Linked DNA regions of Mus musculus: region 2 is linked to region 1. Evidence: chromatin loops called from intact Hi-C (ENCODE). Cell type or tissue: left cerebral cortex. All regions are shown on one strand. Links, peaks and the distances in the headings refer to the core of each region. The heading gives the core; the rest is flanking DNA.

The links. A loop is a pair of places that touch in the nucleus more often than their neighbours do. Peaks named below come from ENCODE experiments on the same cell type or tissue, not always from the same donor. Only the 100,000 strongest peaks of a DNase experiment are listed, where the experiment ranks them.
Region 2: it touches region 1 in a loop (4-fold over the local background); 2 of 42 quality-filtered maps call a loop at or near these places.

What each region holds. Positions count from the first base shown.
Region 1 is chr9:48,630,366-48,646,963 of GRCm38, forward strand. No RefSeq gene overlaps it. Among named protein-coding and RNA genes, the nearest start is that of Gm32280, 31 kb to the right of the region's middle. In left cerebral cortex, for the core only: no CTCF peak of the experiment used is centred there; a DNase peak (open chromatin) is centred at 8,108; H3K4me3 peaks cover 275 bases.
Region 2 is chr9:49,456,526-49,473,123 of GRCm38, forward strand. Ttc12 (tetratricopeptide repeat domain 12) reads right to left here. Exons shown (of 22, transcript NM_172770.3): 3 at 15,858-16,018; 4 at 15,337-15,358; 5 at 14,601-14,678; 6 at 13,704-13,825; 7 at 10,247-10,306; 8 at 3,865-3,936; 9 at 2,125-2,185; 10 at 1,471-1,659; 11 at 308-377. Among named protein-coding and RNA genes, the nearest start is that of Ttc12, 21 kb to the right of the region's middle. In left cerebral cortex, for the core only: no CTCF peak of the experiment used is centred there; no DNase peak of the experiment used is centred there.

The DNA of each region.
Region 1 (16,598 bases), core at 5,065-13,064:
AGGCAGCTTTGGCTGGCCATGTGGATCCTCTAGCTTTAGAGTCAAGGATAGAAGGGACTACTGGGACAATTGATGCTGGTTAGCTGGTGCCACACACTCTTGACAAGCCGAGAGGCTTGGAAGCTACTCACAAGGCAGAAGAGTTTCACGGAAACTCACTCCTGGAGTCTGGCGTTCTCTCTAACCCATACATTAATATTCCATTCCCGAGTTAGTCTAGTGTATGGATCCATGTGCTCTCTTTTAGTATTATCCTATTATAAGTGCCTTTTAAGATTGAATTCTGACATAGCTAAAGCCTTTGCCAGTGTTCCAATGTCCTAGAAAGTCCTTGAGCAGACCATGGGCTTGGAATTCAGGAAGAATGTTGCCTATTCAGTGACATTCAGAATAGCCTCTGGTATTACACTATCACTTTGAATAAAAGCTAAGTCACTGCCCTACACAGAAATTTACCATCATCTAGGAAGAAGGAAGTTTGAGACCTAAAGAGGAACCAGAATAGATACTTAGAAGTATAGATAGCTGAGTTACACCCATACACAGGTATTTACAATGGCCTAAGGGAAAGGTGGACTATACAATAGACTAAAATAGGAACTAGGGCAAGGGCACAAAGCCCTTGACCCTGGTTTCTAAGATCAAGTGAATCTTAGGTGGAGCTCTTGTTGATCCCAGTTGTTAACAATGAATTCTATCCCAGGTGGTTCCTGTTAGACCTTCTGAGTTTGCATTCCTCTGTTTTATGTAAGAATCCAGTAGCCTCTTTGTACCTTGCTGGTGTATCACCCAACTTCCTTATTTTCTTCTGTATAAAAAGTTTGATGCTGGATTTGACAAATTACATTCAGATTCTACACAACCTCTCCTGTGTGCATCTGTCTGTCATCTCATCTGATGCTTTGTCTACCTGCCCCAGAGACCCATTCCACGCAGACAAAGAGGCCCAGAGGGTCTTCGGCAAGCTGGAGCTAAGAAATTAGTGGTGATTAAGAAGAGGCCAGTATCACTGAGGTAAAACCTTCTGGGAAGTGTTTTCTGAAATCACAGAAAAGCTGTGTTCCAGAGATAGCCAAGGTTGTACCTCATGCTTCAGCTAGACTTGGTAATGTGAAAGAATCATCCAGTTGGTACTGGTTTTGAAGGTGTAAGAATCATCCAGTTGGTACTGGTTTTGAAGGTATGAAGGGGTCGTGGAGAACAGCTGAGGCTTGACACTGTGAGAGTCCATGGAAGGACATTGGTGAAGGTGCAGACTCGGTTGCAGTTGACAGCCCAGGACTGAAAAGGTCATGCAAAGAAGTTGAGGTTTGGCACCATGAAGAGAGCCTACGAGAGGCCTTTGGTGAAGCCTAGTTGCAGCAGAAGAGCATATTGGAGATGCCAGTACTATGAGATGATCACGAAGAGCAGCAGCAGCAGTGGAGTAGAATCAGCCAGAGCCTACAGTGCTACAGAGGGCAGAGCTGAAGAAGTGATCCAAGCCCCATGAAAGAGCCCAGAAGATCATGTGTGGATCTCAGACACTGGAAAAAGAACCTGTGAAGTTGAAGTTGACTTGGAGAGCCCAAGATGTTAAAGATGCCAGCACTTTGCATTACCTGCTGAGGAAAGCTGCTAACAAGGAGTGGAACCAGCTCAGGAGAAAGAAGTTTGTTGCAGTCAACAAAGATGAAAAGGGAGTTGGAGATATGAAGACCGCTTTGACATCAGCCATGGAGATGCAGAGTTTGGAGTTTGCCCAGCTGGTTTCCTATCTTGCTTTGGAGATTACAGTTAAGTGATTGGATGAATCTCAGAAGAGACTTTGAACTTTGGACTTTTAACATTGTTGAGCTGTTATAGACTATGGAACTTTTGAAGTTGGACTAAATATATTTTTCATTATGCTATGGCTAGGTATGGCTCCCACAGACTAATGTGTTTCAACAAGCCTATGGAAGCCAGGGAGTGGAATGTGGTGGTTTGAATATGCTTATCCCAGGAAGTTGCACTATTAGGAGGTGTAGTCTTATTGGAGGAAGTGTGTCACTGTGGCTTAAGGACCCTTGTCCTAGCTAGCTGGAAGCTAGTCCTCTAGCAGCCTTCAGAACAAGATGTAGAACTCTCAGCATCTCTTGCACCATGCCTGCCTGGATTCTGCCATACTCCTCCCTTGAAGATAATGGACTGGGCCTCTGAACCTCTAAGCCAATCCCAATTAAATGTTGTCTTTATAAGAGCTGTCTTGGTCATGGTATCTTTTCACAGCAGTAAAACCCTAAGACACCATCTAACCCTGCTCAAGACTGGCTGGAGTTGACAGCAGAGAGTGAACAACTTGGAAATATAAACTCTGGAATGAGGGATTTCATCTGGACTCACAGCCATAGGCACTGTTCAGGACTCACTGTGGATGCTGAAGGCAGGCAAAGTGTGTGGAAATGGGTACCTGGGAGGAAAGAACAGGCTTTTTCTCATGAGGTCACTGGCTTCCTACCCTCTTCATTCTTCACTGCCAAGATGTCCCTTCGAGATCTTCTAATGCTCCAAAAGCCAATCAATAAACACACAGAACTTTCCTTGATAGAGTGGAGCCCAGATGGAAAGTGTGGGGCCTGCTCAAACAGCACTGTCAGCAATCAGAATTGACATAAAATTGCAGTAGCATTTGGACCCCAGTAAGAGATTTGCAAGATAAAAAGGGCATGAGGAGGGAAGACTGCCTGGACCCAGGGGTCTTGTTATAATCCTGCCTCTGGCCCAGCCTCTAACCTATTGTTCAGTGGGACAGCGATTCTCTTGCTCAAACCTATCTGCCTACCTGCAGGCTTTTGCCATCTGATGCCGGAGCAATTAACTGCTTCTTAAACATCTTCAGATGGCAGAACGCCTGGAAGTCTTGGTCCTTTTTGGAACACACCAGGAAATACTTGTCTCTGTAGTTCTAATAAACAAATTATGAAGAGTTTTGCAAGCAGGAAGCATGACTCTGCGCTGCTCAGATGTACGTGTATATCAGAATCAGAGCTGCATGCCCACAGATCGAGGGAGGAGAGTGGGCTATTGAACTCGGTGTGCCACTAGTTGCTATTTGCATCCTGTTCATTTGTTCTATCTGGGGTGTGGGGGGTGGCAGGGAGGTATTATAGTAACAAATTGATGCAGGCATCAAAGATATTAGAAAATCTGATTGCAGGAAAATTTTAATTGGAGAAGTATATTGGATTTTCTTCTTCTTCTGGGAATTGTGGAAAGACATCTGTCATTTCAATTCTGTTGCTGTGATAAAACACTCCAGCCAAAAGCAATTTAGGGGAGGAAGGAATTTACTTTAGCTTACACTCCCAGGTCACAGTCCATCACCACGGGAGGACAAGGCAGGAACCATAGATGACTGTGGCTTGCTGGCTCACTCTCTGACTTGCTCATGATTAGCCCCCTTCCTTGCATAGCCCAGGGCCACATGCTTAGGGATGATTCTTCTCACTGTAAATGAGGCTCTCTTACATCAACTAATAATCAGAAGTCTCCCACAGATATGCCCACAGGTGCATCAGCAACTCCCCAATCAAGTTGACAATTTAAGCTGACTAGGACAATGTCCGTCGTTTGATTTTAATGCTCTATCCATTCCTCCTCTAGGGACAAATGGGAAAGCCACTCACTATGACACTCTCACTCGTCACAGGAACAACCAAGCAGAACGGTAAAGACTGTAAAGGTCACACTGAGTTTGGAAGGAGGCTCCCTACACTCCCTCAGGCCCTGTAGCTTCCTCTGCTGGGGATGAAGAGCAGATAAGCCCACTCAGGACCATCTGACTTTAGAAGCTTAGAGGTGTTCAGGCTCTCCCACCACATATGTCAGGGGCAGTGACTATCTTCCTTCAGGGAGGATCTACACTCTGAAGGTGACCAGTTCCTGCCAGTAATGTCTTAGTGTCATTTCCTGTTACTGTAATAAAATGCCCAACAAAAAAAAACTTAAGGGAGAAAGGATTCATTTTAGTTGACAGCTCCGTGTTCCAATCCATCACTGCAGGGGAGTCAAGGTGGCAGGAACCTGAAGCAGCTAGTCATATCATAGTCAAGACCAGGTATCAATGAATGAATGCATGCACACTAGATCTCAGCTTGGTTTTTCCAACACACTCCAGAATCCCCAACCCATGGAACAATGCCACATAGTGGACTAGTCTTCCCATACCAATGACATAATCAAGACTTGTCTTAGTCAGGGTTTCTATTCCTGCACAAACATCATGACCAAGAAGCAAGTTGGGGAGGAAAGGGTTTATTCGGCTTACACTTCCATACTGCTGTTCATCACCAAGGAAGTCAGGACTGGAACTCAAGCAGGTCAGAAAGCAGGAGCCAATGCAGAGGCCATAGAGGGATGTTCTTTACTGGCTTGCCTCTCCTGGCTTGCTCAGCCTGCTCTCTTATAGAACCCAAGACTACCAGCCCAGAGATGGTCCCACCCACAAGGGGCCTTTCCCCCTTGATCACTAATTGAGAAAATGCCTTAGAGTTGGATCTCATGGAGGCATTTCCTCAACTGAAGCTCCTTTCTCTGTGATAACCCCAGCTGTGTCAAGTTGACACAAAACTAGCCAGTACAAGACTATTCCTCAGAAATGCTTTAAGAGGTCTTTCTCTCAGGTGATTCTACATTGTGTTGATTTGACAATTAAAACCAAAACCACACCTTCCCAGCCTCACACTCCAGTCTGTGCTGGTTGAAGGGAATGCAGATCTGATTTTAAAATGGCATGGTTCTCTACTAGCTCTCAAATCTCACCCGGGCTGAAAGAGACCCACACTTCTTCTAACAACCAGTATTTCAGGAAGAAATGAAGGAATCTGACTCCCAAAGGATTCTGGACAAGCATAGAATCCAGGTAGATATCTACTGTGAATTCAAAACTCGCCTGCAAGACATCAGATGCTGTGTGAGCCACTAGATGCTATGGCTTTGCACAGAGCCATGGACAGCAGTGGAGCTCATAGAAGGACAACCTCAGGAGCCTTCCTGATCAAACTACTCTCAGGAATCCAGCCACAACCCAAGTCCCACCCCTAAATATTCGAGTGAAGGACAAAGCAGCCAGTGAAGGGATTTTCCTGAGCCTTCCATTGTGTAGCTGTTTGTCTCTGTCACCTCCAATAGATCACTGTACTTTCCTCCTTTACCCCCCAGGCTTTTCGGTGGCTTTGGCTTTTAGGTCAGAGCCCCAGTCTCCTCCTCTCCCCTTATTGTTCTATAGAAAGCCTTCGAATCATTTCAGTAGCTTGCCTGGTCTCCAATTGTGGGTACCAGAGGCTTTCCACGGAGATCTCCTGGCCCAGACTGATGCCCAGGAGTTCCGAGGAAGGGAAGCGAGTGCGGGCAGGGAGGGGAGGTTCCTTCCGCTCCCACTGCTTCTGCTGCTGCGGTTGGCTCCACCTCCATCTCCCTGAGTCGGGTTGGTCTGGGCCGCCAAGAGACCTACAAGCCATTGAGGAGTGTGGCAGAGCTTCAGGCCACATATCGGGGGAGCAGACCTCTTCCCAAGTGTTACAGCTCTTTGGACAGAAGGCTCAGATGACAGAGTAGTTCTCACACCCCTTTTATTCCCTGGATAAGATTTATATACAGTTGGGGGGGGGTGATTCAGGATTTGACAGAAGGTACTTCTCATTGGCTTGGACTGAGAGCTTGGGGAAACCTTATTTGCATGTGGGAGGGCTTGGTGCAGCTATTATGTGATTGATGCCGCATACGCCTCTGCAGGGGGGTTGTGAGAGGCTGTGACAGGAGCCAGGTGCCCAGGAGGCGTGACTGAGTTCCTTCTGTCCCATGCAGGTGGAAATCACCGCCGGCCCACCGGGGCTCAGGGGTTCCAGACCTTTGCTCTACTGGGGACCAGGCTGTTTGTGCACAGCCCAACACCCCACATCCAATAAACCCCCTATGAATACCCATAGGTACTAGTGAGAAGAGGAAGACGCCGTAATTGGGTTTTTGTTTTTACTTTTGAGATGAGGTCTCATGTATCTTAGACTGGCTTCAAACTGCTCTGTAGCTTAGGATGGCCTCAAACTACAAGTACAGAGATGCCGCACCACACAGTGTCTCTGTGATGCTGGAGGCTGAACCCAGGCCTTGTACCTGCTAAGCAAGCGCTCTACTGAGTCCCAAGTTAGGTATTAATATTTAGTGCTTACTGAACTACACCTTCCTACACAACCCATTGGTTTCTGTCCCTGACCAGTGACAGATGCTGATAGTACTGGGGACAAAGGCAGGATAGGTGTGTTGGGTGAGAGGGTGCGAAGTGATGAGTTTGGTTCTGAGCATGCTCAGCTTGAGGCTGAAGGGCCCTAATAGAAATCTGACTCAGGTCTAAGGACTCACAGAGAGAGAGAGAGAGCTCTGGGCTGGAAACAGATCAAACCACATATGTGAGCATTTAGAAACAGAGTCTTTTGTCCTAAGGATGGACTCTAATCCAATAGGACCAGCATCATTGTAAGACAGAGAGAAAGAGAGACACCTGAAGCAAACGCATACACAGTAGGGGGCGGGGGAGAGGGACAGGGACAGGGACAGAGAGATGAGGCCATGAGAGGACATAGTCACGTGGCAGCTACTCACAAGTCAAGGAGAGATGGCACGGGAGAAACCCAAGCAACCAAGAGGCTGATCTTGGACTTGCAGCCTCCAGACTGTGAGAAAACAAAATGTTCTTGGTAAGGGTGCCCGAGTATTAAGTCAGCACCAGACTGGTTTATTCAAGAACAAGAGGAGTGATTCTCCCATGCCCTCCTCATGGTATGCTGGGCTATTGAACAATCACAAAAACATCTCCTTTGCTCTGGCTCTACCTAGAGTCAATTCAGGGGAAGAGTAGAAGTTTCCTCTGCCCGTGCGTCCCTAAATTACATGGGGATACAGGAAACAAAAACGTGCGTGGAAGATGTCTCAGTAGGTCAGAGCCCAGGTTCTGTAAGCAGGAGGACCTGAGCTCATCCAACACTCACGTCAAATCCAGGCGCGCCTACTCATGCCTGTACCTCCAGCACTAGCAGACTAGGACCTGAAGATGTTGAGAACTCACTGGCTAGCCAACCTGATCAAAAGGCAAGCTACAGTTTAGATGAGAAGACTGTCTCAAGGCAGTAAAGTGGACAGAAGTAGAGGGCCTTGGGCTGACCTCTGCATGGGCATGCATGTATTCTTGCACCTGCACACTCCTTCCCTCTCTCTCTCACCATTTCTCTCTTTTTCTCTCCTTCTCTCTCCATTTCTCTCTCTCTCCATCTCTCCTCTCTCTTTCACACACACACACACACAGACACACACAAACATTTAGTTAATACAAATTTAGCGAATTAACACAGAGAGCTTTATAATCTAGAAGCAGAAACTATCCTTTCTCTTTAAGCTAGCAATGGAGCAGCCATTTACACTCAACCGTACAGAAAAATCACAGACAAATTCCAAAAATCCCTCAAATTAAAAATAATCCAGTATTTCCTCAGACCAAAGTGCTACAGAATAATATTGATGTCAGAACCAGAAAACAAGGGAATCTGGTACCTAAAATCGTGATAATTTTCACCTGAACACTCAGGTTGACAGAGGAAGCAAAAACCAAACAAACAGGCAATAACTGCAGAGGCGGGGAGAAGGGGAGTGGGCATCCAGCACAAATCAAAGAGAGGAAAATTTACAGCCTTAAATACTCAGCAAACAGGAAAAGACATTAACAGATGAGTTAAGCATCCAAATGAAGATGTTACTAAAATAGTAAATAGACTTAAGGAAAGCACAGGGACAGAATTAATCAAGATCAAAGGCGACAGATGCACATCAGTAAAGCCAGAGAACAGAAGCCAGATTACGGCATGGGAGTGAGCTGAGGTGAGAGGGAGTGTAGACAAGGAGCGAAAACAAGATCGCAAAAACACAGGCCTGGCTGTGAAAGACACAGGGTGGGAGCTAAAAGTGGATGAGGTTTTGACAGAGAAACACTAAATATTTTGACAGGAGAGGGAAAAGCAAGGACGGGTGCCAAAACAAGTCAAATGTATGAGGAGACGCAGGAAGCTGGCATTCACAGTTGGAAATGGTGTTTTTCCTGAAAGTGGGGATGGGAAGGGGCAGGTGTTTAAGATGTGAGCTGAGAACCCCGTGGCAAGGGAGGGGCAAGGAGATACAGCTCAGCCCTCTAGAGCGGAAGGTGTTGGACTGAACATGCGCAGACCTTTCTCCGTGTCAGTACATCCTAGGCAGTTACTATCTGTATAGCGTGCGCCTCGTCACTGTATGTGCTGTGGAGTGTGTGCTGTGGAGTGTGTCCCGATCTCCCCTAGATCCTGCGCTCTCTGGATGTCTTGGACATTTCCTGTGGATGCAGCAACACATCTGCCTCATGTGCCATTCCTCTTGTGTGTGTCTCTGTGTTTCAGTCTCTTGCTTCTATCAGGAAATCAGTCATACAGGGTTGGCCCCACCCTAGTGCCCTTGTTCTAACTTAATTGCCCCTGTAAAGGTCACGTTCTGAAGTAGGAGGCTAAGACTTGATCAAATCATTTTAGAAGGAAGCCACTCAATCTGCAACAGAGGCTTCCTCGTGATGTTCTGGTGGTTTTGCCAGCACACATTCACATGCACATGCACGTGTGTGTGTGTGTGTGTGTGTATGTGTGTGTGTGTGTGTGTGAGTGTGTGTGCATGTGTGTGTGTTTGTGTGTCTGTATGTCTGTAGTGTGTATATGTATACAGTATGTACATGTGTGTGGTGTGTACACATGTGTGTAGTGTGGACATGTATGTACACCCATGAACTCCCATGGAGGCCAGAAGAGAATGTTGGGTCTCTTCTTTTCTTGGTCTCAGTCGTATTCCTACGAGACAGGCTCTCCCCCTGAATCTGAGCTGGATGTGATATGTTACAGTTAGGTTGGTAGCCAGCACTCCCAGAATCCTTTGTGTCTCTTCTGTTCCCATATAGCACGGGAGTTACAGTGCAAGTAGCCTGTTTTTTTGTTTTGTTTTGTTTTGTTTTGTTTTGTTTTGTTTTGATCTGATTCTGGAAATCTGAATTCAGGGCTTTATATTTGTGCATTGTGTGGTTAGTGTTTGTCAACTGAACACAAATTAAGGTCATTTGGGGGGAAGAAGGAACTATAGGGAATCAACTCCATGAGATTGGCCTGTGGGCTTGATTAATGATGGATGTGGGAGGACCAGTCACATTTTGAGCAGTGCCACCCCTGGGGTAAGAAAGCAAGCTGAATGAGTCACAGAGAGCAAGCCAGTAAGCATTCCTCCATGGTCTTTATTTCAGATCCTGCATTGAGTTCCTGCCTTAGCCTTCCCCAATAGACTATGATTTGTAACCAAAATATGTCCTTTGTTCCCCCAACTTGCTATTGGTCCTGTTGTTTGAGCCCAGCAACGGAAACCAAACTAGAACACACATTGACTGCTTCTACCTGCTGAGCCATCTCCCCAGACCCTCTCTGATCTAGTTTGTTTTCTGTTCCTTTGATGAAAATACTGACCCAAACCAGCTTGGGGAAGAAAAGATGTTATTGCTTCTAACGAGTTAACAGCACAATCCAGACTTTTATACCCTACACTGGCAATTCCCAGCCTCCAGAAAAAAAAAGCACTAAATATGTCAAGAAACAGGAAAGTGCTATCTGTAAAATGACAAGGTCTCAGTGGAAATAGACTTTCAGATGCTAAAATTAATGGACCAGGACTTTAAAGCCATTATGAATGTGTTTAAGGAGTTAGAGAAAAGGTGATTTTAATGAGCCACGAAAATAAAATTTTGACAGAAAAAGTTTTTTATCTTATTTTAAAGAAGTAGAATGAAAATCTAATGTCTGAGATGAAGAGTTTGCAATATGACACTAACAGCAGGCTGAAGGTGTCAAAATAAGAATCCATAAACTTGGATACAGTAATATAGAGATTATCCAGTCAGAAGGATAAAGAATGGGAAATTTACAATTATGGAGTTTTTACTCAGACTTACTGGAGACAGACACAGTGCCATTTGCTGAGAAAGAAGGAGAGTGGAGATCATTGTATTTAGCCATGAGTCAGATTCAAAAAGACAAATATCCTTTTTCCTCTCATACAAGGAATCTAGACTTTAAAAAAGCATACTCATGATATTGGAGTAAAAAGGGGGATGTGGAGGAAGTAACTATAGGGAGCAAGATGGAGCAAGAGAGGATGATGGGGAAGAGACAAGTATTACGTCTTTCACTCAAATGAAATCTAGATTTAAATATGCATGCTCAAAAATATTAAATATGTATGGATATAGGTGACATAAAAGCAGAGAGAGAATCAGCAGAGGAGGGGAGAGGAAAGGAGAAAAGAAAAATGGGGGCAGATGCCATGAGCAAAGTGTGATGATCATGTATGAAATATAATGCAGTGTGCTAAAAAAATTAATAAAAAGAGAAATTATGCAATCAGAGGAAAGAGAAAGATCATACCATAATGGAATAAACAGAGTGGTAGTAACTTGTGGGAAAATCTACAAGTGTGGAGCATACTTAGGCATAAAGCTCCTGTAGTAAGCGGGGAAGGAGCAGGAAAACAGCAGCCAAAGCATTACAAGCTCCTAAGATTCGGTCGACATGACACGTGAAGAGCCTGGGACCCAGGCAGCTCAGCCAGACTCCAGCCGAGGAAGCTCACACATGAGCTCATCAGACTGAAACTTTTGAAAAATATGTGAACCCGGCCAGAGAGAAAGGGCGTGGCTCTGTGGAGGAGAGGACGAACAGGAATCACCAGAGACTGAGTTCCCACCAGACACACTGGGTTTGGGAGACAAAGGCAGAGACACCCTAGACAAAAGAAAACAAATCTAGAAAACATATCAGCTCAGAAGTCTATATCCAATAAGACCATCCTTCAAAGTTGAGAGATAAATACATTTTCAGGTAAATAAAAGCTGAGTTCACGTGTTAGGTACACCTTTGTGATGAGCGCGTCCAGAAGTGAGAAAAAGGCAGGCGGGAGCTCAGATCTACAGAAAGAGCCTCAGGGAGACTCTACCCAGTGCAGGCCAGCCTTCCTCACCTGGAGCCCATGCCGGCGTCCTCCAGACCCTTGCTCTTCTCTTCTCTCCATGTCAATTTAATGCACCCACTAGGGAACGTCTATGTCCCGAGCCCAAGAGCTCTAAGATAGCACAGGACAAACAGAAAATGCGGTCCTGGTGCAACGTGGCCTGCCGAAGTTACTTGCTTGCCTTCTCAATAATTAATTCAGAACAGGTTCAGGGCAGGTCCAGAATAAGAATCCAGTGCATCCGTGATGGTTGATCTTCTCGGTCAACTCAGAGGGATTTAGAATCACCAGGTAAACCTACCTCTGGGCGCGTCTGTGAGGATGCTTCCAGAAATGTTTAGCTGAGAAAGGAAGGTCCATCCCAAATGTGGGCAGCACTGTCCTGTGGGCTGGGGTCCCAGAGCTCCTTCATCATTGTCTGCTTCCTGGTGGCAGATCTCTGCCGCCATAACTTCCCCACCATAGTGAATCATGGCCCCTGAAACGCTAAGCCAAGCTATACCCCTCCTTCCTTGAATAGCTTTTGTAGGTACTTTGTAACACCAATGAGAAAAGTCGCTAATACAGATACGTAAAAGTGTGTTCTGGTGTGTTTTGAACCAATAGAGCAAAGCACATGAGCTTTGTTGAGCAGCTGATCTGGGAGACACAGTAAGTGGTACAAGGAGATTGACCCTCTCCCACAAGCTCCGGGAGATGCAAGACAAAGAGGCAAATTTATAAACAAGTGGGAGGATTATACAGATGTTCCGGACATCTGGGAGAAGCTAGCCAAAGGACTGAGACAAGAGGAGCAATTAGCTGTTCTGTGAGGTTGCTCTCAGTTATCACCACAGTGACCCTGTGAATGGGAGTGAGTCCATCGGTTATTTCAAAGCTTCCGAGTCTCACAGAGACTAGTTGTCCCCATTCTGCTTGTCCCAAAGCTGGGTCAACCAGATGACTGCATTCCTTAGGATCTCCTCAGATACCCTTCCCACAACCCAGCCCTAGGCCAGAAAACAATGCAAACCAATACAATGTGTGGGCCTAGCCTGGCTCCTTAATAAAACAAATAAACTTTAAAAAGTTATTTTTAAGTCAATCATAAAAATCTGAACAGAAACTGCGTAAAGCTATTGAGAAATCTTTCCTAATCTTTAAAAAGATTTAGTTATATTTGTTTTATGTGTTTGCCTGCATGTATGTATGTGTACCATAAGCATGCAGTGCCCACAGAGGCTAGAAGAGAGCATTGGATCTTGGAACTAGAGCTGCAGACAGCTGTAAGCCACCATGTGGATGCTAAGAACTAAACCCAGGTCCTCTGCAAGAACAGCCAGTGTTCTTATTCATCTCTTCACCCCCTCATTCTTAGTCTTTAAAAGTGTCTGAACAACACAGCCACTATAGAAGAAAGCTTTCGTTTCTTTTTATTTCTTTCAGACAGTCCCACAATGTAGCCTTGGCTGTAAAAGATTCCAAGAGGACCAAGCTGGTTTTGAACTCACAGAAATCCATTTGCCTCTACTTCCCCAGTTCTGGGGATTAAGGGTCTGTGTCCCCATGTCCAGGTGAAGACTCATTCTAAAATATTAATATGTGGAAGTAGGTAGAAGAAAAACATGGTGGCTGGGATATTAAATATTTTTATACTTAGAAACCTAGGATCATGACACAGAGAAAGATGCAGCAGGTTTGACAAAGTCTTTGTGATCTTGAATCTATATGATGGGCTTCACGGTGTGTTCGTTATTTTATTCTCTCAGCTTCTGAGTGTCTTTGAAAGTTTTCATTTTAAAGTGCTTCCAATAAAGGCTTAAGACAAGAGAGGGTAATTGGATGGGGGAGCTACAATCAAAGGCTATGATGGTTAAGTTTTCATTGTCAGCTTAATGGACCTTAGGATCACCATGGAAACACGCCTCCTGATATGTGTCTATGGGATGTTTACACAAAGGTTTAGCTGAGCAGGGAAGATCCAACTGAACATAGGCAGCACTGTCTCATGAGCTGGGGGGGGGGTGTCAAGACTGAGTACAAAGAAGAAAACTAGCTGCACGCATTGACCTGCCTCTGCTTCCAGACTCTGATGCCATGTGGTCACCAGTCTTACACTCATCACCGTAACTTCCTCACCATGATGGACTGCACCCTGAAACTATGAGCCAAAATAAAACTTTCCTTCTTTTTGAGTTGCTCATGTTAGCTGTGTTGACATAGCAAGAAAAAATACCAGCACAAACTATAATATGAACATGTAAAACTGTTATAGTAAAAGCCATTCTTTTGTAAGTTATGTGCACATGTTAACATTTATTTATTTGTATACTTAGTGTGGGAGGTGGAGTCAAAAGACATCTTGTGGGAGTCAGTTCCCTTCTCTCACTATGGTGGGGTCCAAGGGACCAAACTCAGGTCATCAGACCTGGCAGCAGGTACCTTTACCTGAGGAGCCATTTCTCTGGCCCCTAGTGTGTACAACTAACAACTAATATAAAATACTCCAAGGAGAAAAATGTAGAGACCTAAGACAACAGTTGACAAATGATGGTATTAAATAAATATTAGCGTTGGTTGTACTAACAGTTGTGTGGCAAGCATATTTTGTAAGCAAGCATGTAATAGAAACAAGGCCAGCAGGGCCGTAAACACACACAAGAGGATTGGGTCTGATGGTGGTACATGCTATGAAAAGCAAGTTTGGGACTAGGCATAGGTGAGCTGAGACCTGAATTGCATGTGAAGGAGGCAGCCATACATAGATCTATGGGGCCAAGACATCTTGGCAAAGGGCAGTGGGGCTTCATGTGAAAGCTTGCCCTGTGCTTGAAACAGGTGGAAGGCAGGGGAGCTGGGCACCAGGGTAAGAGGATGGTGGAAGGAGGTGGATCAGAGAGGAAGATTGGAGCCACACTGCTTAGGACCTTTCCTAGAATCTGGTGCAGAGCTTAAGAGAGGCTGTAATCTGTCACAGTAAGGAAGACATCTACGAAAGCAGCAGTTTAAGGCTGCAGGGAAGACATGGAAAGTGGACTGGCAGTGGGGCTGGAATATGAAACCTTGAAGCCTCTCTTAGTGACTTACTTCCTCCAGCAAAGCTCCACCTCCTAAAGGTTCCACAAGTTTTTAAAATAGCACCACCTGCTGGCTGCTCAGGGTTCAAACACATGAGCCTGGGAGGGACATTCCAAGTTCAAACTGCTTTCAAGCCTCAGGAGAGAGAGACACGAAGTCCTGTGGTAGGCAGAGGCTAAAACATCCAGCATAACTCACACATGGAATAACAAGAAACTCAGGCCAAACCCAGTATAGACCGTAGCCTACAGGAGTCCAGGGCAATGTGAGGAAACCCAGGATTAGTATATGAGTAGATATTGCCATCAATGAATGAATTCTCAGAATCTAACAACTTTCCAAGAAAACCCAGATGTTTGGGTTTTCTTAGCTGTAAGAGAACTAACAGGTCCTCCATCCTAAACTGCAGAAAGACTGGTTTCCATAATTCTGGGAATGGGCAGGTCATGGAGAAGTGAGGCCCCAGAGAGAAATGCATGAGCCAAGAGCTTAAGAAGACCGTGGGATGCGGAGCACAAGAGGAAGGGTTGACATTTGACAGGGCATAGATACCCTACGTCATACACCCGGGATCCCAGAAACCCACAGCACTCGGGGGCTTCCCTCTCAGAGTTCATCCATGTTGGGAATTAGTGGCAGTCCCCAGTCTCTGAAGGCAGACAGGGAGCCTGTGGGGAGAGAGAGGCGCCATGAGACCCTCTGGGGCTTCATGCCATGTTGTCCATGTGATTCTTGTTTTTTTTTTTTTTTTTTTTTTAATTTTCTTTGAGATCAGAGAAATCTAATTTAGACGGCCTAGCCTGATCTCAGCTGCTCTGTGGAGAATTAACGGGAAGATCAAGCTCTGGTGGGGCAGAGAGCGGAGGTTAGTCGTTAAGAGATTTCTGGGAGCTGGGTCGGTGTCTCTCAGGTCAGACACGGGAGGTCCCTGTGCCCTCCCTCTGTCACTGTGACTTCTCATCTGCCTGACACCACGTGTGCATTTCCTTCTTCTGTCCACCTGGGGTCACTAGAAGCTTACTTTATCCTGAAGACCTTCCACCTCCACCCCAATAGATATCAGTTAAAAAACCAAATGCTGCTTTAAAAGAAGTGGGTGGGAGGAGAACTAACAGGTGGTATGGAGCCAGGGATTTTCTCTGAGGCTATGTAGAGCTAACCAGAGTCATAGCTAGAAATATGGTGAGAGATATCTTCTAACCCATTCTAATGCAACTGTCCGAGGTGGCCAGAGGTACCAAGGGACAAGGGGAAAGACACTCAATGGCCCATGGGTGGGGACTCAGGTATCCGAGTGAGGAAGAGCCACAGTCTCGAGAACAGAGGCCAATCCAGCTAGAGATGGGCAAGGGGAGGAGGAGTGTACAGTGTTAGGCTTTTACATTGCCCTGGAGGGACAGTCCTGTGTCAGGGCAGCAGCCACAGCATTTCATTTCTAATTTTTCTGAAGCTTCTGGAACACAGGGACATAGGTTGCCCCACTGTCCCCATACACAGTCTCCTGTCATTTCTTAAAACCAGCCTGGAGGTGGTGTTCAGTTCCAATGGCCTGTTTGGGCCTTCCTTGGTAAAGAAGCTTTAAGGATTTGAAGTCCATCTGGGTCTGCTGATCCCTCCGGGTGAGGTGAGGGTTAAATATGAATTAGCGTTTGAGGGTTGGGAAGACTGGGATCTAAATCGCCAAGCGTGCAACGGGAGAAAAAGTAAAGAGTGAAGATGCAGTGGCTCAGGAGGACTCCCGGAAAGATCCTTTTGACCTCCCATAATCAGGTTGTGTTTCTCCCCTGGTATCATGTGAATCATAGTCTCTGCTTACCCATCCTCACTCAACCAAGACAGTTATACCCGTCACTTTCCAGATGCCTGAGCAGTATACGCACCTTCAAGCACTAGCCACTAGGTGGAGACAGAGTCCTACTTATGCTGTCAAGTAGGCATTCTGCTCATTTCAGGCCACGCAAAGGGGCTTCTGGACTAGGAAGAGACAGACACCTAGGCCTCTACCTCCCCTTCCAGGCCATCCTGTGCCTGCCACATCCCCTTATAGCTTACATTGTCATAGGTGTCTTTACAAAGTTGATTTCTAAGGGTCTTACCCAGCTGACATAAGTGCCTGAGGGTAGATGGGCTAAAAATTGCTGTTCCGTCTCACAGTTGAGAAGAGAAGACCTTGGAGAACCTTAATACAAAATCAAAGCCAAACAGAGTATGGCAGAGCTGGCCCAAAACACAGCGTCCTTTTGACTATGAATTGAGGTTCTTCTTGCTAAATTCCAACTGTCCCTTCTCTTCAGAGGTGTGGCAATGGGACAGCCACTGAGCTGAATCTGAATCAAAGTGGAGGCTGAATGCTTGACTCCAGAGGTCCTTTTGAGGCCCTTCCGGTCTTCAGAATGCTGCCGAATCTCATGGCTAGAACCCAGTGTAAACTCAAGGACTCGAGGGCACCAGAGAAACTGTCGGTGGCTGTG
Region 2 (16,598 bases), core at 3,599-11,598, 820 kb after region 1:
AAAGGAAAAAAGAAATAAAGGAGACTCTTACAGACGCTGGTGGCAAACCAGTGGGACCTGTGGCTGTCTCATTGGGAAGGACAGAGAAGGCCTGTGGGACAGGCTCACTCCGTCAGCTGCAACATGGTGCAAAAGGCTCTGAGCTCAAGGGGGTTCACATGTGTTCTCTCAGGGGTCGCCCTGCTACCTGAGGAGCAGGGACATATCGACCACAGAGCCTTGCCTGTGAGGTCAATATCTGTTTTCACATATGGCTATCTTTCTTTCCTTATGAGACATCCATCTGGCTGTGTCCGAAGATTCCTACCTTCTGATGACCTCATGGTCACTGATGGTGCTGAATCCACCGTAGGTTCTGAACAACGTTCGCTCTGTGCCTGAAACAAGAACCAAGTCAGGTTCCCTACCTACCAGGATGGAACTGCAGCGTAGCCAAGTCCATCAAAAGATCCCAGTGGGAAAGGCTGGACTTGGACACCCAGAAATGTAATTGTCATCTGTCACTCAGTGGGTTGCTTTCAGAGGGACTGCTTAGAAAATGTCGGCATCTTAATTCATAACTCTGGAGGCTTTAGAGAGCTGTTTAATCTCTGGAAAGAACTGGGATGCCATCTGACTCTATATATTTATTTTGAAGCTGTTTCCGGGCAATGGAGAAGAACTTAAAGTTTCTAAGAAGCTGCTGAGGGGGCAATCTGGGATGCTTCTGTTCTATACTGACTGACGAGAGACCAGAGGTTCCATCCATTTGTACAGACGATGCACTGTCACTGGGCAATCAAAGCTGTTTGATCTTTGCCATCAGTGTGTACAGGGACTGGTCACAGAATGGAGTGATCTCATTAGGAGACTGAGATGTTTCCTCTGAAACTATTTTTTGTTTGTTTGTTTGAAGCAGCTGCTAAGTGCAGCTGGGGTGATTTCTATAGTTTATCATAAAAATTTCTTCTGTTTCTACATGGTTTAGGGTGTGTGCGTGGTATGGGATGTTAGATCGGATGTGCGTTATAAGCAAGATGTGTCAAAAATTTATAAAATAGATGCACTGATGTATTCAATATTTATATTTATGAATATACATATAATGTTTAATATACTAATATCTTACTTAAATAATATATTCACATATGCATAATATAAATAATAATCCATATATATTCATATAATAATATGAGTATAAATATGAACATAAATAAATACACCCTGTGGTTTGAGTACGCAGTATAGGCACACATGGCACAGCAGCACACCATGTGTGTGCCTTGTGCTGTATGTGTGGTGCTTCCTGCCTGAGCACTGAGTCGGCGCATCCCCTGAAGCGGGTACAGGTAGAGGTTGGCACCTATATTAGAGTAGATTTCCCATCACTATTTGTAGAAGGAAGGGGATCTTCGTTTCACGAAGCCAGATCCCCAGCCCCATGCCTGCACACCGACAATGCTCTTCAGACCCTACTCGTATCTAACTTACAGTCAGCCATCATTTCTGTCAGAATCTCAATGCCTCCTGCATAGAACAAGGGTGTCTGGCCAGGCTTGGATAGGGTTTCCAGGAGATTTTTGGTCGTCACTGCTGTGTTCTTTCCTGAATCCAGAGATTCTTGGGCTTCCTTCTCTTGAAGATCTGCTTTCTCTCGAAGAGTTACTTGATTTAGGTGTTCTATCAAAACAAGCAGGGAAAAGTGAACTGAACAACACCCTAATGACCGACAGAGGAGTACAAGAGGCTCCTCTCCTCTGCATCTCTCTCTTGCCCCTGCCCATCCCCTTTGTTTCTTCCTTTCAAGGATGTGTTTAAGTATAGAGCAAGAAAATAATTCAGACTCTCCTGCTAGAAGAGACTGTTTAGAAGTAATGTAAGATCTAAACACGGAGCCTAAAACATTTAGGAGCTTGGGGCATTCTAGGAATACATTGGAAGATGGCAAGGAAGAAAGAAATGAATCTGAACATGGGCAGAGAGGGAGACTGAGCAGAGCAGGCCTGCTAACAGAGGGCTGGGCTGTGCAGGAAAGGCAAGACTGTGTGTGGCCTTGGCTAGGGCAGAGAAGGCAGGGAGGGCATCCCAGGGAAGCACAAAGAAAAACCAGGTTCAGATGCAGCTTAGCAGCAGGGACCTCCTCACCTTTCACCTGTGCCTTCAGCTTGGGGTTTATCTCTTCAATCTTCTGATAACATTCTTTAGCCTGGAAAACAGGAAGAAGACCTTGAGAGGTGATCAGGGGTACCATGATTACAGGGCAGGCACTGGGCACCCCAGGGCTCGGCTCCTTCATTATCCCTTCCTATCCTCCCCCTGCTCTCAGCACAGAGGCAGTCAGGGAGAGAGGTGAGCTTTTGATATTTTTGCCTGGGCTTCTCTTCTCAGGTTCTGTGGCACTACAGGTACTATTTTCAAAATTCATTTTTTAAAATGTGTTTGTTAAATACAAACTGTGATGAAAACTACCCGGTCTTGGCTTTTCTGTGGCTCATGTCTGCCGGAGGTTAGAATAATCACAATGTATATGCTAAACTTAGATTTGATATTTGCAAGAAGAACCCATCAGCTATGCCCAGGGGAGTCAGGAAATAAGCAAAACTGTAGGCTGGAGGTTGTTGATTGAGGCCCAGGAACAGGAGAATAAAATACCCTGGGGCTTAGAGGTACAGGCTGCAAAAACAGTGAAGACTCCAGTCACTGGCCACCTCAGACTCAGCTAGAGAACTTGACAATGGGATTTTACTGAGGGAATGGTAGAAAGACTAGAGAGAGAAAGACTGGTACAGGGAGAATTGGGGGCTATGATTGTATCACTCGTGTCTTAGTTAGGGTTTTACTGCTGTGAACAGACAGACACCATGATTAAGGCAAGTCTTATAAAGGACAACATATATTTGGGGCTGGCTTACAGGTTCAGAGGTTCAGTCCATTATCATCAAGGTAGGAGCATGATGGCATCTAGACAGGCACGGTATAGGCAGAGCTGAGAGTTCTACATCATCTGAAGGCTGCTAATGGAAGAGTGACTTCCAGGCAGCTAAGGTGAGGATCTTAAGCCCATACCCACAGTGATACACCTACTCCAACAAGGCCACACCTCCTAATAGTGCCACCCCCTGGGCCGAGCATATACAAACCATCACAGCTCAGAAAATATATAAGAAATCCTGAGAGAACATCCAACCAATCTCTAAGAGAAAAGAAAATTCTAAGGAAATAAACACTCCTATCTTCAAGGTTGATCCGGAACCTTCTAGAAAACAGGGTAAGGATGGCTAGAAGAGGGCTGGCGGGACGGATGGCTTACCAGGTCCCCCAAGCCTGCTGAGCTGAGACTTGAGTCCTGGAACCCACATCAAGGTGGGAAATGACTCTAGAGTTGTCTTCTGACCTTTGCGACATCGAGTCTGCTCCCCCAACCCCCTCCCACATCATGTTCACAAACTCACAGAATAAAAAATAGAGATTGAACAAAATACAAACTATCACATTTTTAAAAATAGCATTATTCCAGGTTAGACATGGGTGTGCTGAACCCAGTATCTCTTCAGTCCCACATCCAGTCTAGGAGTTACTGGCTTGGTATCTACGCCCCGTCACTGCCTATCCGCCTCACCATCACTGACACTGTGATTGGTCATGTGATGTTGCGGCGGTGTGGATGCTCACATGCTTGGAGTAATGAGATTACGAGTGAATCTTGTTTTCTTGTTGTTCATTCTCTCTGAGGAAATTGAACCAGCGCTAGTAAAGGATTCTCTGACGTGACTCCTCCAGCTGGCGGGGCTGTCCCAGATTCCCGACTGTATTATCTGGGAACTTCAGAAAACCCTAAAGGGTGGATTAACACCTAACCAACTCTTCACAGAGCTAGGAACTTACCTTGCTGTAGTTCTTCAGGGCCACGTGGGCTTTCCCCATGTGGAAATAGGCCTTTGTACAATTCTCATCACACTGTGTAAAAGAGAATGTTTGATCAGATGTCTCAGATCTGAAGTCATTAGGCTCTGGCCTGCCTGCTTAGTTAAGGGAAGGAGGCCAGTGCTTTGGTTCTCAGGATAGCTACCAGAGTTGACAATTAAGACATTTCTGTGCATCTGTGACCAAGCTAATTGCTGCCCGCAAGGAGTCTGGACACATGGGTGTGCTCTCTTCCAAATTAGTGATACTGTCAGATCTCACTTTCATGTAGAGACTTGCTCAAGAAGTAAAGCAAGGCCCTAGGTCTAAAAGAGTCAGCATTGGCTTCATGCTAGAATCACTTGGAAGGCTCATATATATCTGGGACTGGCTGCCCCTGGACCAATTAAGTTATTGTCTAAATGAGGTCCAGACAGAAACAATTTCAGCTTTCTGGGTGATATAACTATAGAACTAAGTTTGGGAGTTACTTGCTCATTAGCAGACAGAATTCTCTGGGAAGGCAACCGTGGTTAGGAGCATGTCTTAGTGGGCAGTAAGTCCCTTCTTGAAAATAAGCCATAACATGAACACTGGTGTAATGCATGTTGTCACGTGTCCTTGTAGGTCACTGAGAAGGAATCTGGGACTTGAAGTGGGGTTGCTTCCCACTCCATTTCTGACACAAGTATGTGTGTCAGTCACAAAGTGTTCTCCAAGACCTCCTGTCTGGGGGTGGGCTGGCCCTGCTAACTCTGTGGTAGGGGAGAAAGAACATCAGAACAGCCCAAGAGTAAGAACACTGTGCCCTCGAGAGCAGCTGCAACAGAGCTTACTGATCCAAGGGTGCCTATGGTGGAAAGGGAGGGAGGAGTTGAGCCTTGGGAAGCTTCTCTGTGGAGAGAAAGCTCAATGGGGAACTCCAGGTGACTGCCTCAACTTCCCCAGTCTGTTCCTGCTGGATGTTCCAAGTGCCTGGGTTGATGATGTAAACCCTACCTGCTGCTACTTGTTCTTTTACCAGATACTATGTTCTGCTTGGGGCTGTCTTTGAGAACCCCAGCTCTCACGTGCTCACTCTCCCTCCCCTCCCCCCCCCCCATGCTCTTTTCCCCCTCTCCTTGTTTCCATTGGTTTGCTATGTGTTTCATAAACTCACCCATCGAAATCAGAAAGTATGGCTTTGGCAGATCATTCTTTGGACCGTACAGAACAAACAGGAATTCCCATTAGTATCACTTAAGACCTAGATGGATGACCCTCTACAATAGGGAGGGTTTAAGTGTACAGCTAAGGCTTTACCACTCGCAGAAGGGCCCTGACTCTGCCTGGTCCTCCTCATTGTAAGTCTGCAGGGAGCCACCCAGCACAAACATATGAACTAAAACTTGAAACATCAGTTAATTGATATACACTCATCACCTTTATAAGCAAGTGATTGAGCCAGGTGAGATATCCTTTAGGGTTTAGATTTAGAAGGTTCAGGGGGTCAGTCTCAGGAGTCTAAAATGTTCTAGGTGAATTAACAGCTCAGAATGGTGGTTAGGCCACCAGCTTTTGGTCAAGCGTTTTCTTTATCCGGAACGTAAGGAGAGTAATTCACAGTCTCCTCCGCCGAACCATTGTTGGGAGGGAGAATTGGGTAACACTTAGCACTCTCCTAATACTCCATTAGCTGCCGTTGCTGTGGTTACAGCAGCAACAATACATTTCAGAGCAAATGTGATTTATAGAAAGGCTAAATAATAGCAAAAGAGGAAACAATAATTGCTAGAGAAACTCTTACCAGGAGTTTTTATGTATAATATTTCCTGATCTATTATGAAGTGAATAGGACTAATACAGAGAATAATAAGAGCCCAGACTGATCAGTCTGTTCCATGTGGTCAGCACTGAACTTGATAGCTTGGATGGATGATCTCTGTGAACCTCATAGCAATGCAGCAATACAGGCCTGGGTATCTCCATGTCCCAGACAAGGAGAGCGCGGGAGGTGTGTGCGTGGGGGGTGGGGGGACTCGAAGTTGCATCATCACTGTATGGAAGAGCTAGAATTTGAAATCTGGCCATTGAATTCCAGGACACAGGGGCTTAAAAATGTTATTAGGATTGAGGGGCATAGTTTGCCTAATATGCTCAAATCCCTGGGCTCAATTCCCAGTACCAGAAACAATGACGGCAAATAAAATCAAAAGCTCTTTCTGAAGTATGCTATGAAAAAAAAATGGCTGTAGACTACAAGGAAAGCTTTCCCCCAGGTTCAGTGGAGGAGACCCTACAATGAGAGGAGCAGGCAATGTGGGGGTATTTGAACTGAGTCTTGAGTGAAAGAAAGCATTAAAGGGAGGGTGATGATAGAAAGGGAGGGGAATGGGAAGAGAGAGACCAGAGAGAGGGGAGTTCAGGATCCTCATGGATGGTCCAACTGTAATTGAAGTATTGGGTGGAGGAAAAAGACGGGGTGGGAAGGAGGAGCTAAAAAGATTCCACACGAAAGTCTCAAATGGCAAGTGGGAGGAGGGTTGCACTATCATTGTTGGCAAGAAGGCAAGATGATCTGGAGGTGGCATGCAGAACTGGCCAGAGCAGGGACAGGCAGGGAGATGAGCAAGGGGTCCAGGCAGCCACATGGAAGGAGGGCTGATGCCTGAGGTCCTGGTGACAGCTGCAGAAAGCAGAGTGCAGACATCAGAGCTATGTCAGAGGAGGATGAGCGCTGAGGACTAACTCCGCGTGCTGAGAAGTCAGAGCCTAGCCGAGATGCAGGGAAGGCACAATTGGCTCTAGCAGAAAGGGGTCAGGAGGGCGGGTAGAGGAGAAGCTTTCTGAGTTTGGGGGATGCCAAGACAACCAAATGGAAACCTGCATGAGGTGGTGGAGGTGGGCCTGGAGCCGGGAGAAGGGAGAAGCTGAGGAAGCTGGTCTGCAAGGGACTTTCAGAGATGACAGGTGAATCCGTGAGGCTCACGAGAGGAGATGAGGAGCCTGGACGGAAGAGGGCAGGAAGCAGGGTGGTGAGCGTAGGGAACTCACAAAGGATGCAATCCAAAGGATGAAATCTAGGAAGCAGGAGAGGTGTGGCCAAGGGGAAGAGAGGATGCCCTGCACCTCTGCTCATGAGAACCAGGGATTCATAGCATGTCCATGGCAGAATACTAGTGTTACACAGCTGGGGGCATCCAAGTCCCTGAGCTGAAGCCCATGACCTTCATAGGCATGGCAAAGAGAAGTGGCTATAGCTATGACATCCTCTCTCCACCCACAAAGAGCAACTACCTTCTTATGACTGGACCTGTCCAGTCTAACCAGGAGTCTTCTGGCACATGCATTTACTCCAATGAGCCCCACACTGTCTTTGATGGGGTGTGGCCTTCAAAGCAGGATGGATTTCACTGGGCAGGAAGTGGTCTTCTGATGGTGACACTCGTCTGCTCCTGACGGAGAGCAGCTTTGCCGCCCTTATCTTCTTTGACAAGGGACATCAGCCCTGAAATATCACTCAGGCTGGTCTCTTCCAATTTATAAGTGTCAAGAAATGTTAAATTGCCATGAAAGTCCCTATACTATTAATAATAGAGTGCCAGAGATTGTTGCTACTGAGATTATAAAGACTTTTTAAAGAGAGCAAACCTTTTCCTTGGAATCTGTGGCTTCCACAAAGAGCAGAAGTTAACCCGTTTTCAAATTCTTTTTGTGTCGATCCAAACCTCTCCCTGGGAGCCTCACTGGGCATTTAACAAGACTGGGCTCTGAGTGCTGGCGATTATTTTGACACCGCCTCCACTGGGTCTGCTCTGCTTTGGTGTCTCATTTAGTTCATTATGTTGAGCTTCATTCAACATTTGGGCAGAGGCCAATGTGTTAGCCTGGGTCAGCGTGGGCTGTGTCTAACTCTTTGGTCCCTTGTCTGATTAGAAGACTTGTACTCTGGAGCTCCTTACAGGAGATCCGTTTCTATCTCAGAAAGGAATGGGATCCTTTCCCACGGGTCCCGGAGTTTTGGTTTTCAGTAGGGGCTTTGTTATAGTAGATAGTTAAGAGAGTACAGGCTGGCAGTCAGTGTGCCCTCTGGCTTTGCGAACCCATGCAAATGGCTTAATTCATCTCTGGGGGCTCATCTTTTGGTTGGAAAAATTATGGAAAATAGTGGCACTGAACGGAACCTGTGCTGTGAGCCTGCAGCAAATGATCGATTTTGCTGTTATGTTTGAAACAGCCAAGGAAACCCTCCTGAGCTCTTTTCTGCTAACGACTGGTGCCAGAAGACAAAACAAGCTAAAACAACAAAAAACAACAAGAATGACAACACTGTGAGCAAACAAGGTGACAGCGACAGCGTGGGTGAGCAGGAGATCCAGTGCTGCCGTCAGCGTGTGGTTGCTCTCATGATGACTGGCCTAGTGTGGCAGAGCTGGGTCCCTCCACGCTGTGCCTTCAGGGGGATGACATAACCAGGTGCTTCAGGCTACCTGCAGGTTCACAATGCTTTGTGAACCCCAGAATCAGGGGGGGATTTTCTGATTCATTCCTGTTTCCCTCACTTATATCCTCAGTAAAAAAAAAAAAAAAGCAAGAGGAGCCATTGAGATGGTTCAACAGGTAAGGGCGCTTGCCACACAAGCCTGGAGACAGTAGTCAAATGTCTGGAACCTGCCAACTCCGTGGGGATTTTTCTGACTTCTATACATGTGCTATGGCATCCACACACACACACACACCATGTATACAAAACACACTCACACACACTCACATACACTCACACACACTTACACATATATCATGCACATGTCATGCACAGACACACATGCACACACAAATAAGTAAGTAAAAACAAAGAAGAGCAAGAGAATATGGCCAGTATGTGGCTGTGAATGTTTATTCTTGATTTAGGCCATGGTCTTTGGGTGAGGTCACAGGTGCTGTCCTGGGGAATTGGAGGCACCGATACACCTGGAACCTTCTCTTAGGATTCTACCTTATCTGACTGTAAGTTGTTTCAACTAATCAGGCAAAATGGCATATGGTCCGAGGTACTCTGTTTTCTTTGCCTTTCCTCTGTCAAACCTGTCACATTACAACACATTACACACACACACACACACACACACACACACACACACACACACACTCCTCTGTCAATCCTGTCACTTTACAACACTTCATGTTCTCTTACACATTACAACAAAGAGATGCATTTTATAAAGTTAGGCCTAATGGTGCAGGGCTATAATCTTAGCTACTTGGGAGGCTGAGGCAGGCAGGAGGATAACAGGTTCAAGGCCAGACTAGTCAGTTTAGTGAGACCTTGTCTCAGAATATAAAGGGCTTGGAGTTGTGGCTAAGTGGTGGGATTCTTGCCTAATATGTGAAAAGCCATAGGACAGACAGAATGAGAATGAGCGAGAGAGACAGAGAGAGACACACAGAGAGAGACACAGAGAGAGAGACAGAGAGAGAGACACAGAGAGAGAGAGACACACAGAGAGACAGAGAGAAACAAAGAGACAGAGACAACGAGATAGAGATAAGGCAGATGGAAATAGAGAGAAACAGACAAAGGGGGAGAGAGAATAGGATCATATTTTTATGGAGTACCACAGAAAATATCAAGCATTTTTAAAGATAAAAATGCTTCTCATTTCTAGACCCTTTTGGGGGGGGGGCTGATGTGCACTGTCCTCAGAGAAGAGTTTGTTCAAGTAAGTTTTTAAAAAGATCATGTGACAGTATGTAACAGGGAAGCTTGGATTTAGGGTTATTTCAACATTAATTTAGTCATATGAAATACTGTCACCAAGGAGTAAATGTGGCACCTGAGAGCTGAGCAATTTTTTTCTTCTCTACAGCCTTGATTCTCTCTCTGCTTGTATGCTCTTGGAGAGAACATGAAGGAAAGCATTGCTCATGTGCCCAAACCCAACCCACGTGGGACAACAGCACATTATCATTCTGATAACCATCCACAAATAGAAGTGGGGTGCAATCCACTTCCAAATGATCTCCAGGCTGAGGAGGAAGATGACATTGGAGAAATCGTGGCTGGTCCTGGAGGAGAGGAAAGGATATTTTCCCCATGACACCAAGTAGAGCATTTGACAGGAACCAAGTGAAGAACGAGCTAGTGTAACACAGGACCTTCAAGGACCAAGGCTGATACTGTCTCTGGAGCACATGTATGAGCTAAGGGCATTGTGTGAATGTTCCAACTCTCACAGGAATTCGATTCCATCCCATTTCACAGATGAGGAAACTGAGGTCAGGAAACTCAGGTGACACACATGGAGCTGCTATCTGTGCACTTCAGGACTCAGACACAGGCTGGAGTAAGATCAATAGTCATGTGGCAAAAGAAGGAGCCTCTTACCTTCAGAGCCCAGTCACAATCCACAAGAGCCTTCTGATAGTCCCCAAGTTTTATAAAAGCCTGAAATGACACAAATACATGATACTCAGACACAACTCTGTATCAAAGGAGTCCTCAGTCGGTACAGAAAGGGCAGCTAATATCACCAAGTAAGCAAATAACAGAAAATGGAATCAAGGATATGGGAAGGCTAGGAACCTTACTCACTCACGGGTAAGAGTCCAAACTGGTGAAGCCATTACGGCAATCAGTACGGACGATCCTCTAGAAACCACATACCTCAGCTAGAAAACGTCTGCGCATTTACCCAAAGGATTGTACATCCTACCACAGAGATACCTGCACACACATTTACCAAGGAAATTGGACCAGTCAAGATGTCCATCAACAGGTAAATGGGTAATAAAAATGGGATATAGACACACAATGGAGTTTTATTCAGCCGTAAAAAAAACCAAAAAACAACAAAAAAAAAAAACATGAAATTTGCAGGGAAATTCATAGATCTGGGGAATATATAGAAGAGGTAAAAAGACAAATACCACATGCTCATTTTCATATGTGGATCTTAGCTTGTGTGTGTGTTTGTGTGCATTATGTATGTGTGTGTGTGCACCCATGTGTGTGTTTGTGTGTGTATGTATGTATGTGAATATGTGTGTGAGCACATATGTGTTTGTGTGTATATGTGTATATGTATGTATATCCGTATCTGTGTGTGTGTGTGTGTGTGTGTGTGTGTGTGTGTGTGTGTGTGTGTGTTTGTATGTGTATATATAGGAGTATGGGCATAGGTCATTTAATCAGGAAACCATTTTTCTAAATAATTAATATTTACTAATAATAAAAATGGGTGAAAGATAAAGAATATATTTATATATGTTGTCTTTCCTCTTCCTCCTAATTCTCCTCCTCTTCCTCCTCTTCCTCTTCCTTTTCCTCTTCCTCTTCCTCCTCTTTTTTTCTTATCAAGAAGCACTGCATAGATTTTAGACACTTTTGGAAAGTTCCAGGAGAAACGGTAATCATGATCCCATGTAAAAAAACAAACAAACAACCCCCCCAAAAAACAACAACCTGGGTTCCAGGGAATGAGTGATTTCTCTGAGGCCCCCAGTCTCCAAGAACAATGCAGCCCACATCTAGATTTACTCATGACCCAAATTTTCCCAAGGAGCTGTAATACTCTTAGCAGTAAGATGAGCTATTTCCATGAAAGAGTGGCATTGTAACTCTTGGGGAATCAAGGCATCCAGACAAACTGAGGAGGGAAGCAAGCAGCAGCCCGGCAGTGGCCTTTGCAGTATAGATCTGCTCCTTCTTCTTCAGGTCTTGAGTTGCACTTGAGAATCATACGGGACGAAGAAATCCGTGTCCCCCTAGACAATTAGACAACTAGATCATGGCAACCATGATCTTATGCTGAGACTTAAGGTCCAAACAACCCCGAGGACCTCATCACGGGCTTCAACAATTTCTCTATGTAGCCTTGTACTTTTTCCTTTCCTTTTCCTTTTTCCTTTTTTCCGTTTCCGTTTCCTTTTCCTCTTTCCTCTTTCTTTCCTCTTTCCTCCTTTCCTTTCCTTTCCTTTCCTTTCCTTTCCTTTCCTTTCCTTTCCTTTCCTTTCCTTTCCTCTCGCCTCCTCTAAGACTTGAGTTTGACTCCCTGTCCATTCTCTTTTGCCTCTCCCCATTTTAAGAAGAGCTACTTTTCTTAATGGCAATTAAACTAGATTTACCTATCGGGCATCAGCCATCTTGATTTAACATCTTGAGAGATAGAAAGGCAAAGCAGGTGCGGCTTTTAGTTCTTTTCTTTAGCAAGCAATATTCAATTCCCAGCATCCTTACTGTTTTCTAGCACCGCATGCAAATGGGAGAGGTGTTTTAAAAATAGTCTGCGGCTCAAGTGATTCCTAATACCAGGCAGCATGTTCTGTGTCTATTTGCCTCTGAATGTATGCTCTGAGAGAGAGAGAGAGAGAGAGAGAGAGAGAGAGAGAGAGAGAGAGAGAGCTGGAAGAAGTTGCTTCCCCAAAGCCTTTCACCGCATTGCCTTATATTTATTCACAGCCACTTTTAATGAGATTCTTATAACTAATCAAAGGGTGGCTTAAAATTGAATACAGTTAAAATGCAAGTAACTAATTTAGATGAACTGGAGTGGGGGACGGACAGCCTGCACTAGATATGAGTCTGAATTACATAACATTTTAAAAGCAATTCAACTCCACTGCTTTCTAATCACTTCAGGGAGACTAGCTCGAGTGGGCATCAGTAGGTAGACATTTTCCAAGACCAAATTCAATGCCGAAAGTGAAAGAAAAGTAACCATTGTATTAATAGCTTACATTTAAAAGATCCTTCTGAATTCTTTAAATGGACTTATTACGACTCCAGTGTTATATAACTAGTGGGGCATTGGATAGCTGTGACAGACGGAGCTCTGAGGGAAAGTATAACGGCAGGTTTTGTCCTTAATAACTTCATATTTATATTCTTGTTAGGGCAATAAGGGGGGGGGGGCGCTGCTAAAGCATGCTCCTGGCCATCTTTTTTATGGGATTCCTTTCTTATAACAAGTTTTTGACACAAATGAGGGTAGGAAAAAAACACCTGGCCTCTTGTCGGACATATGCAAACTGCTCAGGTAAGGAGCTTGTATTGCTCTCAGATTTATTGGCCATTAAATCACTGTCACCCCACAGACTCTCCAGCTTCGGATACCCCGTGTCTGGCTTCGAATGCTTCTCCTTCACCAAGCCCAGACAGATACTCTTGATTTATGGAGATCGGAGCTGACGAGGGCTCTGCGGCTGCCTCCCTTTCTGGTACGTGACATGGCATCAAGTCTGTCACACAGAGGTCCAGCTGACAGGTCCTGTCTATCATGAAATCACATCCATGAATCTGCCACGCCAATCTTCACTGTATCTCAAAGATAAGGTGACTAATGGCATTTTTGTTTCAAGCAATAGTTAACCAGCTCCCTGACTTCATTAAGCAGCAGGTAAGAAACATCAGGCAGTCAGTTATGGCTCAGTTTTGAGAAACTGAGGTTCCCTGTAAAATAAACCTGAGGGGAAAGGGCTCCAGAAACCCTGACATTCAGAGAAAGTGCTGTCAGTTTTCTGGCTACCCAATCTAACCACAGTCATAGAATCAAAAAGCAGGTTTGACATAATAAGCACAAATTGGCATAATGGCCTTTGAGAGTACCACCAAAAACATTAGTGGAAGTTTTCAAGTTCTCAGAGGCTATGAGGCTGATTACGGGACGTGTTTATACCATGGAAACTGGCACTTGCAGCCTGTTGGTAAACATTTGCCACCAACGATACTGTCTACCCTTGCCTCTGCTTTGACGGGGTTCCCGACACCTGTTCCCGGAGTCGCCACTGTGGACGCCGGGCACCGGTTCTCGGAGTCGCCACTGTGGACGCCGGGGGTTACCCACCTGGGCTCGGTTGGTGTACAGCACCTTCATGTCCTTGAGCTTCCCCAAGCCCTCACTGTAGAAGAATATGGCTGTTTCATAGTCGCCCCTGACAAAGGCCTCGTTCCCCTTCTCCTTCAGGGCTGGGAGAGAAAAAAAAAGGCACAGAGTCAGCCCTCAGTGTACGTCGGAAGGTCCTTCTAGATCGCCGGTTTTCTAGTTTGGCCCAGCGCTGCTTATTTTTCGCTGCCGTTAATTGAGGTCCAATTTCCTTATATTTTCCCCCTTCAAATCTATGCTGAGGTTTTCTATGCAGCCTCTCAGAGAAACGATTTTTTTTTTCTGAACTGAGGCTTATATTTGTGCCACTAGTACCCTTGACCAAAGCAAGGGTCCCTATGGTCTTTGAGCAAATGGGGAGTGGGGAAGATCTGCATTAACACACCATCCGAAATTAAAAACAAAAAAAACAAAACAACAACAACAAAAAAAAAAAAACAACCAGAAAACACACTCCACACATTCATGCATCCGACCCCAACACATACAACACCATTTTATCGATTTTTCACATACTTTGTCTCCCCTTCCCCCTCATGTCTCTTTTCCTTCTGACTCTAGCTCAGGCTAGCCAGTGGAGCCTCTCTTCCTTCCTATTTCCCAAGAGCCATTCAGGAATCTGATTGGCTCAATCTACCCAGGGGGCCTCATTAAGGCTGTGTCCTGCTGACTGTACTTTGAGTAAGGTCAGAGGATGGACCTCCAATGGTTTCTGCCTGGCCAGGTCCTCTGGCTGCCAGCCCATCATGAACCCACTCCCTAGGGAGCTTTGTACTCCCACACATCTGCACACAGGCTCTCATGGGCTCCTTCAGCTGAAATCATTCCAGCTACTGAAAAGTAAGGACCAACAGTTACCATCTGCCAGGACTCTGTTTTCTCGTCTTCTCTTGGCTCGTTCCTTGGCGTCCTTCTCCACGGATGCCAAGAAGGCATCTGACAGCAGAGCGATTCACAGCGTCAAAAAGAGCAAGCCAGATACTCTAATCAGTCCTTTAGTTCAGATTCCAGAGGAAGCTACTTTGGGATGTTACAGCTGTACTTCTTATGCATACATATGTAGGCACACACATGCATGCATGTGTGTGCGTGTGTACATGCATACATGAGCACAATTCTGAGGCAGCTGAACTGTCACCTTCTTAATGTGACTTTAAAAGCTAACCCGTGAGTTGTATTATTACGTGTCTTGGCTGTGTCTATGCCTCAGATTTGAATTATGTCTCTTAAAAGAGTTTTTCCTTTGAAGAGAGACTTTTCATTCTATTTAGCATAGTGAGCCTCAGAGCTGAGCAACACAGAAAATAACTGCATGCCCTAAGCAGTGAAGGGTAAATTGGACCATAAAGAAGAACTGAGTTCAGTTTACAAAAGACTGGTCAGGAGAAAACAAAAAATAAAATAGAAAAGCCTCTGCTCGCTGCCTCTCGGGCCACTGGCACCAGACCTGGGTCGTCAGCAGGATTTTGTTTGCGGGTTGTTTTTAAGCCCAGGGGCCATAATTTAAGGGTCTGGAAGTTACATTCTATATAAAAAATACTGATCCTAAATGAGCACAACACAGTGGAGAAGGAGAGAGAGATGCTTTCCTTACCTGGGCTCATTTCATCTGCATTCTGCAAGATATGGGATATCATAAAAACAAAGAAACAAATTTTAAAAGTCAGGCTCTGGTAAATGTGTATACAAAGCCAAGAGAGCAAACCTTGCAAACGAGGAGTCGGGTCATTTCCTTTAACCACCAATACTGATTTAGATTTTAAGGGGCTTGCTTTAAAGTTGGAGATGCTATGGTGGGCACAATTATGGGCCTGCTCCTACAGAAGCAAGATGGCCCAAGCCAGGGGACCCCCCCAACCCCACCCTGTGGCTTGTTACATATGAATTGTTAAAGCATGGGACCGAAATACAACACTCGAGCTCAGCAGGCAGAGAGGTCGAGTCTCCACTACAGGAAGAGAAGAAAGCTAATTCCATAGGGAAAACCCATCAGGAAGCCCGGGGAGCGACACTGTTCCAGCCCCATCCGGTGGTCTGAGATCACATCAAGTTCCTGCCTCAGAGCAGGTCTCCCGGGGACATCTACGTATAGACCTCCATAGCAGAAAGGGAAACCTCGGGAGTTTGTGGAGGACTGATCATGGTCTTATTCAGAGTGGTCCTGCACCCGTCCTCCTCTTGCTCTCTCTCCATCAGCAGGAGTTTCTTTTCCGAGTCCAGGACAGCTTTCTGCTGTATGAAGGGATCATCAGAATTCATCTCTTGGATTAAACTGGCTAGAGGAAAAAAAAATCACACGTGACTCAATCAGGCAAGTTCTTCGAAAGAAAAGACTCCATCCGCTGGAAAGGATGGTGTTGAAAATTAATAAGGATGATCCATAGAAAGGAGAAGAAGGTACTAGGAAGACCAGTGAATCGCTGGGACTAATGTGAGACAATTAGGAAGAAAAAGAAATAGCAAGAGAATTTAATACTGGGCTTCCAGGAACAGAGCTTTAAGTCACTAGCCAACTCTAGTAATTTATGGACGGCTTATCAGGAGTTGTATGCTTTGCTGAGTATCAGGGAAAGTGGTGAATAAAAAACAAAATCCTTTTGTTTTGTTTGAAAAGCTTGTGATCTTGTGTGGGAGACAAACGTTAACACAAGCAGCTCTGAGATTCCTAAAACAGAAGCCTTCAGCTGTCTCCCTGCCTCTCTTCACTGTGTTGTCTACGCAGATTGGCATTCATAGACTGTCCTTTAGAGGGATCACTCTACCCTCACACCCCACCTAAACAGATAAATTTGTTCACCTCACTCCAATTTCAGATCAATCTAATTATCCATATCTAGCAGCCTTGACTAGGGAGGC